Linked DNA regions of Homo sapiens: region 1 is linked to region 2. A link is a contact called in ENCODE Hi-C data. All regions are on one chromosome and are shown on one strand. Each heading gives the region's core, a stretch centred on a gene start or an enhancer-like site at or near the end of the contact. The rest is flanking DNA. Distances are from core to core; before and after follow the strand shown.

Region 1 (6,395 bases), core at 407-2,906, 250 kb after region 2:
TCAAAAACCATTTTCATGTCTACACACTAGCAACAAAGTTAGAAAATTTAAATTTAAAGATATAGTTTACATTTACAGATGAAATAATATCATGTTTGGGATTTTCTTAATCATAATCTTGGGAAGGGTAGGAAGAGAACAGCTGTCTTCTCACATCATGCCACCACCACCACCTCCACATGGTCATCACTACCATCTTTACTAGCATCCTCAGGGCAAATCACTGCCACTTCTACCTGCTCTCACCATGATCACTGCCATTACACCATTACTGCTATCCTATCACAGTCATTGCTACCACTGCCACCATCACACTGTCACCATCATCTGTACCATCTCTAGTACCATCCTTTCTCAAAACATTAATACCACCATTGCCACCCTCACCATCACCATCACCACTGTATTGTTTACTACCATCTTGACTACAATCCTGTTACTGACATCTTGATTACCATTGTATGGCCACCATCACCACTATCAGCAGCAATGCCATCTTCACTACCATCCTCATGGTAAACCATCACCACTGTCACCACCATCATGGCCACCACTATCACCAATCTAAATGTCTCTGTCATCATTATGACATCATGCTGGAATCATTACTACCACAACCATCACCACCATCTCATAGTCCCCATCATTACTACCATCCTTACAAGCAAACCATTACCAGCATGACCAACATCCTCATCATCACCATCATTATTACTTCCATCGTGGTACACTTGGGCTATCACTACCACAACCACCATCAACTAGAGCTAGGTGTCCCTCCACTGTGCTCCCAAAGCCTGTTGCATGCATTGTTCACACTGCTTCATAAAACCTGTGTACATGTTGTCTCTCTCATTGAGTGGTGACCTCTTCAAGAGCAGGGACAAGAACTCATTTTATTACATAGTTCCTACACCAAACACAACACCTGGCACATAGAAAGTACCAAATCAGTATCAGTTGAGTAAAGGAATGAATGAATAAATGAAAGCTACTATAAATAATAATAACTAACAATCACGTAAGGCCTTCACGTAAAGCTCACAATAATCCTATGAAGTGGGTAGTACCACCCTTGTTTTTTTTTCAGACAGGGTCTCACTCTGTCACCCAGGCTGAAGTATAGTGGCTCAATCATAGTTCATAGCAGTCTCAAACTCCCAGGCTCAAGCAATCCTCCTGACTCAGACCCCTAAGTAGCTGGGACCACAGGTGCACACCATCACACACCCAGCTGATTTTAAAAAAATTTTTTATAGAGACGGGGTCTCATTATGTTGCCCAGGCTGGTCTCTAACTTCTGTGCTCAAGCAATCCACCCACCTCAGGATCCCAAAGTGCTGAGATTACAGACGTGAGTCACCCTCCCGGCCTACCCCTATTTAAGGATGAGGAATTTGAAGGTCAGTGACTTGCCCAAGGTCACATAATTAGTAAATGGCTAAGCCAGAACATGAGCCCATTTCATCTGGCTCCAGGGCCATTGTCACTACCTGCTGTATTATAGTTTGCCCCAGCTTTTCCTTATATTTCTAGCTGCAAGGTATAATCATGGAGGGAAAGCATTCATCTCATGGGAACCTCAAAATCCTTGGAATGTGGATTACCTAGAGCCTACTTGTCAGCTTAGCTACCGTGAGTTGGGCTGTGCCTCTGAATATGACTCCCTTGAAAAATATCCCCAATTCTCAGGGAACATTTTCAACTCTGGGTTGAAAGTTGATAGTTTGTGCTTGTTTCTAATGAGCTTCCTGTCTTAGAAGGGGAAAACAAAGGCTATCTAATAAACACAGCTGATTAGCAAGCCTTGAAATATCCCAAACTCCTAAGAGAGGAAAGCCAATTGTGTGTGAGGGTGTGCAAACTCACGCGGGGCAGTATAATTGAAGGAAGCTCTCAAGGAGTTGGTGTATTTCAGAGGAATGTATCATCCGCTGCCACAAAGCTGGGCTCCCTGACCCTGGCCTTGGTTTAGCTCCTGGAAACGCACTGCAACAGGACGGCATGTAACTATCAGTGGTGACACATTCAAAACATCCTCTGCACATTCCAGCACTGCTGGGGGTGGGGAGTGTCTACAAGAAACACCTGATTTATTAAGAAATCCCTACTCCTTTAAGCCAAGATATGCTAGCGAGGCTCCACAATGACTTGGCAGCACCACAACGACCTTGCACACTCACCCAGCTTTGCTTTCTGAGCGGGACTCCCAGAAGAACATGTTCCATGGTGCCCTCCTTGCTCAGAGACTCTACTTCGGCTCAGCTACAGTATGCAAGCCACAGCCAGCAGCATCGTGCTTACTTATTTGCTATTGGGTTAATTGGGTATCATGCATGGTACTATTTTTCTGCATTGTCTTAGCTGATATGACAACCCAATCAACCAGGTTGCCTTTGGATCGTTATTTTATAGACAAGGTAACCAAGTGTATTAGTCTGTTTTCACACTGCTGATAAAGACGTACCCCAGACTGGGAAGAAAAACAGGTTTAATGGACTTACAGGTCCACATGGCTGGGGAGGCCTCACAATCATGACAGAAGGCAAGGAGGAGCAAGTCACGTCTTATGTGGATGGCAGCAGGCAAAGAGAGAGAGCCAAGTGAAAGGGGTTTCTGCTTATAAAACCATCAGATTTCATGAGACTTATTCACTACCATGAGAACAGTATGGGAGAAATCGTCCCCATGATTCAATTATCTCCCACTGGGTCGCTCCACAACACAAGGGAATTATGGGAATTATAATTCAAGATGAGATTTGGGTGGGGACACAGCCAAACCATATCACCAAGGATAGAGAACTAAAGACTCCACCAGGGAGTTGTAGGTCGTCAGTGCTGCAGCCCAAATTTCAACCCAGGCCTTCGGACTCCAGAGACTGTGGTTGCAACCACTGTGCTGCACTGCCTCCCCAAAGACTTAATTAGAGGGCCCTTCAAGGGAAAGCTCCAAGTACATGTGAAAAGGGAACTCTTGCAGGCCTCCATTCTTCTGAACATGCACACGTTAAATGGAAGTGCAAACTTTCCAAGTAACTTCTACGCATTTCGTTTAAGGTTGGTGTGTGTGTGGCAGTTCTCCTTGATGGGTTGTAAATGCCCTCAAGGCAGGAACTGTACATGATATCTTTTGTGTCTCCCATACCTAGCCAAGTGCCTGGCATAGAGCAAGTGGTCTGGAAGTGTGTTTTTAAAGAGGGGAATGAAGATGATGATCCTAATGAAATGATGCTGCTCTCTGAGCCCTGTGGTTGTTTTCAGTCTGGCCTCCCACACTGTCCTGCAGGCAGCCTATACTCCAGCCCCATTGATCACCTCCCCTAGTCCCATAGACACACCCACGCTTTCACATCTCTGTGACTTTGCCTACGATGTGGCCTCCACCTGGAATACTGTTCTCTGCTCTCTCACCTTTCTTTAAAAGCCCATCTCAATGCCACTTTCTCAGGAGACTTCTATGGGTCCCTCCTGCAGCTAGAAATAATCCCTCATTCTGAACTCCCACAGTTCCTGTTAGTTCCTTCCTGTTCTTTCCCTACCCCTTTTCATCTCAGAGGGTTATTGTGATGCTGAACTGAGATCATGTTCAAGGAAGCTCTTTGTAAACCAGGAGGCACTGTCCAAACATGAGGGCTTATGAGGGCCCAGATCTCATCAACTAAAGAATGATATGGTCAACAGTGTCCAATTCTATGCTGCTCAATACAGTACTTCACACACTCAAGGAGCATTTGCTGAAAGCCTGGTGTTTCCCAAGCTGGTCTTGAACTTCCAAGCTCAAGCAATCTTCCTACTTCAGCCTCCCAAAGTGTTGGGATTACAGGCATAAGCTACCATGCTCAGCTCAAAAAACAAAACAAAACAAAACAAAACAAAACACACTTCTTGAATGACAGAATTGCACCACGGAAGAGAAGGAACAGAGTTTGGTGAGCAGGTAGCAAGCACCCCCTTCCCTCTGCCTCTCTCTGCACAGCATCCCCCAAGTATCCCCCAAACTTGCACACACCCACATACATAACACCACTCCCACTAAATAGACCCCAGACACCACAGCCTTCCAAAAACTTCTATTTTTTTCTATCCTTGCACATTCTGCTTCCATGTTCTTCAGCCCCTCCCAACAGCCCCCAAGCTTCGTGACTCTTCTAGCTCCACTAAACTATTTCCCTCTCCAAGTACTAAAATGCTAAGTATTTATTTTAGGATGGAAGAAAATTACAGCCTGTAATTAGCACATTTTTTGAACATATTGCCTAAACCACTGCTGTGTGGTGGAGCCAAGAACAAGCAGTAGTAAAATTAACAAGGTTTATTAAACAGAAGAAACCATTCAGAGCTGAGCTAATGCAACAATCACATGGAAGTCCCTCCTCTCTCCTGGGGCAGCTCTCTCGATCATCCCTTAAAGAGGAATGACACTCTCCTCTGAAAGCCAAACTATGCATGTCACAAACAGGGATCAGGGAAGAGAGCTGGATTTATAACTCAGCTCTAAGATCCATGAGCTGTGTGACCATAAGTTAGTCAAACAACCTCTCTGAGTCTGTTTCCCACCTACAAAATAACGAAAACCTGTCTGATATACCTGATAAGTAACAGGACTACTATCTTCACATCCATGCATTCAGGATCTAATACACTAATACATGCTAAAATGTTTTCTAAACTTGAAGGCCTATATCCTTTTAGGTTATTATTCAACATTTTTCTCTTTCTATCTTCTTTCTCTCTCCCCAACAACTCTCACACACTCCTCTCTCCAAGGCCTTGGTGTAGGACTGTGTCAGCTAAATAGGAGGGGTGACTTTCCCTAATTTGAACAAAGATGTCATATGGGTGAGTGGTCCTAATCTGGGATGCATGGAATGGAAAGCAACAGAATCACAGGGGAGTGCTAACAACATCACCTGGGGCAGATGGGAATGGCTTCTGGCAAAACGCACCATTTGAACGAATTACCTTTTGGAGAAGTCATTTGCCAGGGAGAGAAGGTAGGAAAGGGCCTTCCCATAAAAGGAAAACTCATTGAGGAAACACAGAAATATGAAAACCTACGGCCAGTTTGGGAAATGGCAAGTTGGTCCTTCCGGCTGAAGCCGTAGGAAGGTTGAATAATGCTGAATGCTGGGAATTTATTAGATGTCTAGTCATGCATTTCTTAAATATCTCATCTACTGAGTGTCAGGTCCTGGGTGCTAGGCCCTGAAAAGTTTTTAAAGGATTGTTGAGAGATATTATTCAGAAAGAAAGTAAATGTCCTTCTAATTGTGAATTCCAAGAGTCTTATTTCTCAATGCAACATCCAGCCATGCCCACTGGATCTAGGAATGTAGGTTGTGGCATGATGTCAACAATGAGGCTCCCCCAAACAATATGGGTTTCAGATTTTTCTCTGAGACTTCAACCAGTGAAATGTACAGACACTGTGGATTTCTAGGCGGTAACCACACATGGGAATAAGCCAAGAATCTTCTTTAATCCAGATAGATTGGATGTGACCTTAGGAAGGCAGACTGAAAGAGTTTAACATGTGGAAATTTTTGCTAGTGTGTTGTACCCAGTCTGGAGAAAGACTACGTAAAGAGCAGAGGATGATCAGATCAAAATCTACCCTACAGGGGCAAGAAGTTGGGCCATCCAAGTGCCACCCAGTGGAAAAGCGGTTCTATGCCTGCCACTCAGACACCAGTAGCATCAGCTGGGAGCTGGTTAGAAATGTGGAATTTCAGGCCCCTCCTCCCGACCCACCAAATCAGAATCTACTTTTTCATAAGCTTTCTGGAAAATCTGTATGCATATTGCATTTTAAGAATCACGACTCTAGACTTTTTCCTATAAAGCGTCAGAGATGAATATCTTAGGCTTAGCAGGCCTTACGGTCTCTGTCCCAACTACTCAGTGCTGCTGTTGCAGCATGAAAACAGCCACAGGCAAGATGTAAATGAACGAGTCTATTCACTTGAATGGCTCTATTTTAACAAAACTTTATTTATGGACACTGAAATTTGAATTTCTTATGATTTTTACATATTATAAAACAGCATTCTTTACTTTTTTTTCAGCCACTGAAAATGTATAAACCATTCTTAGCTCAGAGGCCATACAGAAACAGGTAGTGGGCCATATTTGCCCCCCAGGTCAGTTTGCCAACTCCTGCTTAGACCACAAACTTGAGTATCTATGCCAACGCAGTGCCCTAGGTAATTTCTCCAGTTCCAAAACTCTTCTAGTTCTCTTTGTATAATACATCCCTTAAATATGATGCTGGTTTGTACATCAGTCTCCTATGCACAGTTAATGTGAGTCAGCCCTGAGAAGCCACTTCTGCTGTACTGATAAATCAGGTATCCGAAGGACAGATAGAAGAATGTGGTAAATACACAAAGATGA
Region 2 (5,954 bases), core at 300-2,799:
TGGTGTTTGAGCAGAGACTTAAGGAACAAAGGGTCCAGATGAGAGGAAGGGCCCAGCCAGAAAGGAAGCAATGACTCTTGAGAACAAGGCATGGAAGGCCTTGTTGGACACTGCAAAGACGTTGGCTTTCAGCCTGAGCGAGTGGGAAGGCTTTACCCAGTTTTCAGCAGAGTAACATGATCTGACTTACATTTTGAAAGGGTTCCTCTTGCAGACACTGTGCACTATCCCTAGTAACCATTCCTTCCTTCCTTCATGATAGAAAACCCACAATTTTAGCTGGATGCATGGCATCACAGAATAAAGACTATATTTCCCAGCCTTCCCTGCAGGCAGGTATAGCCGTAACACTAAGTCTGGCCAATGGACCAGTGGAAGTGTGATGGGGTAATTCAAAAGTCATGCTTAAAAGATAGGTGGTTTTGACCTTTTCCTTCTTTACTTTGTTCTTCATCCTCTGCCTAGAATGCAGATGTGACGGTTGATAGACCAGCTGCTATATTGGACTATGAAGACAAGGGTCACCCCTCTGGATCGGACAGTGTGGAGTTAGAAGAAGCTCAGCTCCCTGAGGATTTTGTGGAGTACATCCATACCAGCCCATACAGGCTGACTGCAGACATTAATTTTATGTCATGCCCCTGGAAGCTGAGCCCAGTTCAAATGGCTGCTATCTTTCTATCTACTGTGTAGAGAATACTGGAGGGACAAGAGTGAAAATAGGGATAATCTCTATTTCATACATAGGAACCCTGAAGCCTGAAGAAGTTAAATGAAGTACATTAGGATTGTGGGTAAAAGTACTGGCTTTAAAGTTAGTAAACTTGTCTGTATTTAAATCCTGCCTCCAATACTTCCTAACCTTGTAACCTTGAGCAATTCCTTAGCCTGGGTAAGCCTGATTTCCTCATCTGTAGAATGGGATGATAACAGTGCCTATCTTAGACTATGATTGTGTGTATTAAATAAAATAAACCATGAAAAGACCTAACACAGCCTGATAGAATTGGCATTCCTCGCCTGCCAGTTCCCTGTCCCTCCTTCGCCGGACCCTTTCCCACCTCTTGCATCTGTCCAGGAAATGGTGATCCTTCCAAGGTGGGTGAACAGCGCAATCAGTTAAGAGAAATGCCTTTTGTTACGAAGAGAGGGCAAAAAGAGGGAGAGAAGGGAGAAAGAAGGAAGCCTTAGCACACGAATGGATATGATGGACTTTCAAGTACCCAGAGGTTTCAGCTCACAAGAGACAAATGTCAGTAGTGAGCCTGGAGTACTGAGAGATCTAAGAAAAGAAGGCCGGAAGTTCAGCCGTCAGCCTCCAAGCTGTTCCCTTGCCAATCCCCTTCTTTTTTCTCCCTTTCTCTATCACCTCTTCTCTTTCCTCTTCCAAAATAAAAGTAGGAAGCGTGAAAAGCTTGGTAAATCATCTGGTTTTCAGGCTGTTTTTCCTTGGAGTGGCTAAGACTGCTTTTTATTGGCTTGGCAGGATGTTTTGAGATTGTGTGGCGAGGACTCCTCTGTGTGTGTGCCCGTGTGTGTGTGCGCGCGCGTGTGAGTGTTTATCTGAGTACTGGGCTTTGGAATGCAAAGTAGCACATACGTGTTTCCTTTTTGGTAGCAGATTCTCTTCCTAATTATGTTTTGCTCAGGCTAATATTAAAACGAATTGGTTTCCTCTGACAACAATAAGTGTAATAATAACAGGAAATTGCCCAGAATCACACAATAACAAAAATAGAGCCAGAGAGGAAGCAACAAGACTCTTGAGAACATTTTGCTGATCTACTTTTCCATTCCATTTTGTCCATGTATTCCATCTCTTCATTGATTCAGAAAACTATGCTTATTACTGGTGAGATTAATGGGAAGCCTGAAAAAAATTCAACTTACTCTCTTTAATCAGAAATTTGTGAACCACTAAATATCAAAAATTAGAAAAAAAAGATGCATGTCAGCTTCTGTATAAAGATTGACCTGTATTCTACCCAATACCACTCTTTTGTAAGAAGGGTTAAGTCAAAATAACACTTCCATTAATTATCTTACATATCAAAGGTTCTGATAAATTCTGCAGTAAAACAACCTGGCTCAATGTGTCAAACCTAGCAAGGCCCAAATTTATTTGACCATGCAACTATCTTTTCCTTTTTTATTGACTACTTGTGAACTTTGAAATTAGGATTACAGAATACAAACCTTTCAACGTTTTCATTCTCAGGGAAATGCTCTACTTGTGTTCCGAATGCTGTCTCTGGGCATTTATTCTTAATATCATGCACATTAATTCTGCTATTTGGTTGCTTAAGCCTCTGTAAGGAGACTATTCTCTTAACAATAGCATATTCTATTCACCAACATAATTGATTCAAGCAGAAGTTTGGAAGATAAAATGCCTTTGCAAGCTGATTACCATCATCTTGACCTTACCTGATACATTCAGGAGGAGGAAAAGGGGTATCTCCATTCCAAAGCACTTTCTTCTTTGCCCTCCCTGCATGGGAAGTCTTTGGGGTCATTTCTACCAGTGGATGGAACCTCAGGCCAGTTTGCTTCCCACCACACACAGACCCTGTTTGTTAAGGAGAGAGATAAGCACCAGTAACAACCTCTGTACTTACTTAAATCTATGCGATGAAGGGTCCATAGTAATCCACCAGGGATTCACAGGGTGAATGGGTGGGTGAAGAATCTGGCTACAATAGCTATTTATAATTGATGCCAATAAAGCCCTTGAGTCTAGCCTGTGCGTGTATTAAATGAGATGACAGAAGACAAGGCCGTGGTCAGAGTTCAGGGAACCTGGTCTAAGTACACTCCAGGGGTCCAGGTTTGACCCGCAGACTTGGTACACACAGCAATCAACAATCAACCAGTTTGTCTGACTGATTAATGACAACTGCCAAAAGGGGTCACACACAAAGTACCAAAGCCCAGCTAAGCCCAAAAGGGGTCAGCTTGCTGGCCACAAAGCCTTTTTATTAAGTGAGACATCTGTTCAGATCTCTGTTGCCAATTAGGTCGTTATTAGATTCTGCTAACACATATTGATAGCTGATAGCGGGAGATGCCATTGAGAGGACACATTAGCACCTTCACCGCTAACTGTAAATCAGCCTGCTCTGTCTGCCTGAGAGCATCTGAATAAGCACCTCCCTCTGGCTTTCCCAGCTGGGGGTTCTCCCCTGTTCCTGGAATGAGGCACAGCCAGAGTGGCTGTCTAAACACCCAGCAACCAATCAGAGCATCCAGGGCAAAGGTATTGAGCTCCACAGAAACTTTTGTATAAAAACGTTCATTATTTTTATCTTTCTAAAGTAATACACACGTGGCAGAAAATTTAGAATATTGTAGGCAATCAAAAGAAAGGAAATCAAGATGACCTATAGTGTCATAATCTTGCTATCTCTCCTTAGAATTTTTTTTCTCTACACTTATTGTATTTCCACAGGGCTGAAATCATGCTGTTCCTGGCATACAAGCCTTTGTTTTACTCCATTCCAACCACACTGGCCCCCTTGAGATTCTCCCAACACGCCAGGCATATTTCCACCTCATGACCTTTGCATCTGCGGTTTTCCCCTCATGGAATGTTCTTCCCCCGGACCCTCCAATGACCAGCATTCACACCTGCGTCAGGTCACTGTTCAAATGTCGTTCCCTCCAAGAAACCTTCCTGACCAAATGAGCAAAAACAATTGTTTCTCTTTGCCATTCTTCGATTTCTTGTTCTGCTTTATTTTCCTTCAATGCACTACATGAGCTGATAGCATGTTTTATAGTCATTTGTTTGTTATCAGTATTTCCTACTGCAGTTTAAGCTCCACACAGGCAGATACTTTGCTTTGTTCACCATCAAATCCCTACAACCTAAAACATCGCCTGCCTGACCATAGCCAGTGTTCAATAAATATTTATTAAATAAGTGAATACATTTTGTTTTGTGGCTTGATTTTTTTCCCTTTAACAATATTGTACAGAGCCTTCAGGATCACTAAATATTCTTTAGTAAACTTTAAAAAAGACTACATCACATCCCATCCCATACTATGGCTGTATTATAATGAGTCTAATCAATTTCCAATGGTTGAACAGTTAGGTTAAATAGTCCCCCATCTTTTTTTTTTTTTTTTTTTTTTTTTTAAGAGAGAGAGGAACTTGCTCTGTTGCCCAGGATGGAGTGCGGCAGTGTGATCACCATTCACCGCATCCTCGAACTCCAGGCTCAAGTCATCCTCCCACCTCAGCCTCCAGAGTTGCTGGGACTACATTGGATGTCAACATGCTTACCCCACCCCCCACCCCCCCACCCCCCCACCCCCACCATCTTTTTTTCTCCCATTTTGAAACATATGTAGTACCTTGAAAGTATTTATGTGATTTGTCTGTACAGGGCAAACCTTGACCTTGAAGACTTGGTTGAAAGTTTAACTGGAGGAACAGTCATTGGTAAACCCTTGACCCAGAAAAAATTTGAATTCCTTTGATAGAGAAGGTAGTGAGGAGTGCACATCCCCAGCTGGCAGGATTGGCCACATTATTTTCAGTGGTCAGTGATGTGATAGTCACCTCACATGTGATTTCATGCAAGTACTCAAGCCTTGTGTAAAAGCAGAAAGCATACAGAGATATGTAGGTGTCGTGGGCTAAATTGTGCCCTCCCATTAACGTGTTGAAGCCCTAACCCCCGGTACCTCAGAGTGTGACTGCATTTGGAGATATGGTCTTTAAAGAGGTGATTAAATTATAAGGAGGGTGTGAGAGTGGCCTTGATCTAATCTGACTGATGTCTTTAAAGAAGATGACATTTGGACACAGAGAGAGATACCAGGGATGTACAGGCACAGAGGAAAGACCATGTGAAGACACAGGCAGAAGACAGCCATCTCTAAGTCAAGGAAAGGGGCTTCAGAAGAAGCCATCCCCATCAACACCTTGATCTTGTACTCCCAGATTCCAGAACTACGAGAAAATAAATTTCTGTTGTTTAAGCCACCTGGTCTGTGGTATTTTATTATAACAGTCAGAGTAAACTAGTACAGTAGGTAAGTGCAATGATGTTAAGATGTCTCTGAGCTGAGCGCCGTGGCTCACGTCTATAATCCCAGCACTTTGGGAGGCTGAGGTGGGCGGATCACCTGAGGTCAGGAGTTCAAGACTAGCCTGGCCAACGTGGCAGAACCCCGTCTCTACTAAAATACAAAAATTAGTCAGGCATGGTGGCGGGCGCCTGTAATCCCAGCTACTCAGGAGGCTGAGGCAAGAGAATTGCTTGAACCAGGAGGTGGAGGTTGCAGTGAGCCGAGATTGCTCCATTGTGCTCCAGCCTGGGCGACAAGAGCGAAACTCCGTCTCAAAAAAAAAAAAAAAAAAAAAAAAAAAAAAAAAAAAAAGATGTCTCTGAAAGGGGATTTGGGACTTGGTAAGTATATATTTTATTTCATCTCGAAGGTCACAATTTTCTATACAAACATTTCTAAAATTAAAATGAAAGTTGTTAGGTGCATATAAATCAATAGTTGAACATTTACTTAACATGTAACTTTTCTGGAGCTCTTGGTGGTAAAAAAATTAAACAACAAAAGTGAATTATCTGATCTCAAGAAATCAATGTAGATTTCAAATTACTGGTAATTTCTGTGCCTCTCGAGGGGATATTTTATTTCCACTCTAATTTGTCCACCTTTTTAACTGTTAATTAATTAATTTGACTAATATGTAGTAAGCACTTACTATGCAACCGTTCCTGTGGATACAGCAGTGTGCAAGATAGATGCTTCCCAACCATCATGGAATTTAAACTTATTGTGAGAGTTAAAATGACAGGCAATTGCAATAGGGCACCTCTAACTGGCAGAGGGAAGCTTCATTTCCTAAGTCAGGGGTTGGCAAGCTTTCTGTAAAGGGCCAGAAAAGAAATACTTAACAGCTTTGTGGACCATGCAGTCTCTATCTCA

The links. A loop is a pair of places that touch in the nucleus more often than their neighbours do. Pooled maps may share reads with other maps.
Region 1: a loop to region 2 is called in a map of endothelial cell of umbilical vein, with 23 times the contacts of the local background. The contact joins two enhancer-like sites. A Hi-C loop is called at or near these places in 1 of 168 maps with a recorded cell type or tissue (endothelial cell of umbilical vein), 2 of 37 single-sample maps with no recorded cell type and 6 of 50 pooled maps.

What each region holds. Positions count from the first base shown.
Region 1 is chr12:105,481,097-105,487,491 of GRCh38, reverse strand. No RefSeq gene overlaps it. Among named protein-coding and RNA genes, the nearest start is that of C12orf75, 150 kb to the right of the region's middle. Within about 2 kb of position 1,656, at least 6 of the 41 ENCODE cell types and tissues checked have a DNase peak (open chromatin) inside an H3K27ac peak, as active enhancers do.
Region 2 is chr12:105,733,871-105,739,824 of GRCh38, reverse strand. It overlaps CASC18 (cancer susceptibility 18), which reads right to left. Exons shown (of 5, transcript NR_110109.1): 4 at 2,428-2,569. It also overlaps a transcript of LOC107984435 not described here. Among named protein-coding and RNA genes, the nearest start is that of CASC18, 33 kb to the right of the region's middle. Within about 2 kb of position 1,549, at least 7 of the 41 ENCODE cell types and tissues checked have a DNase peak (open chromatin) inside an H3K27ac peak, as active enhancers do.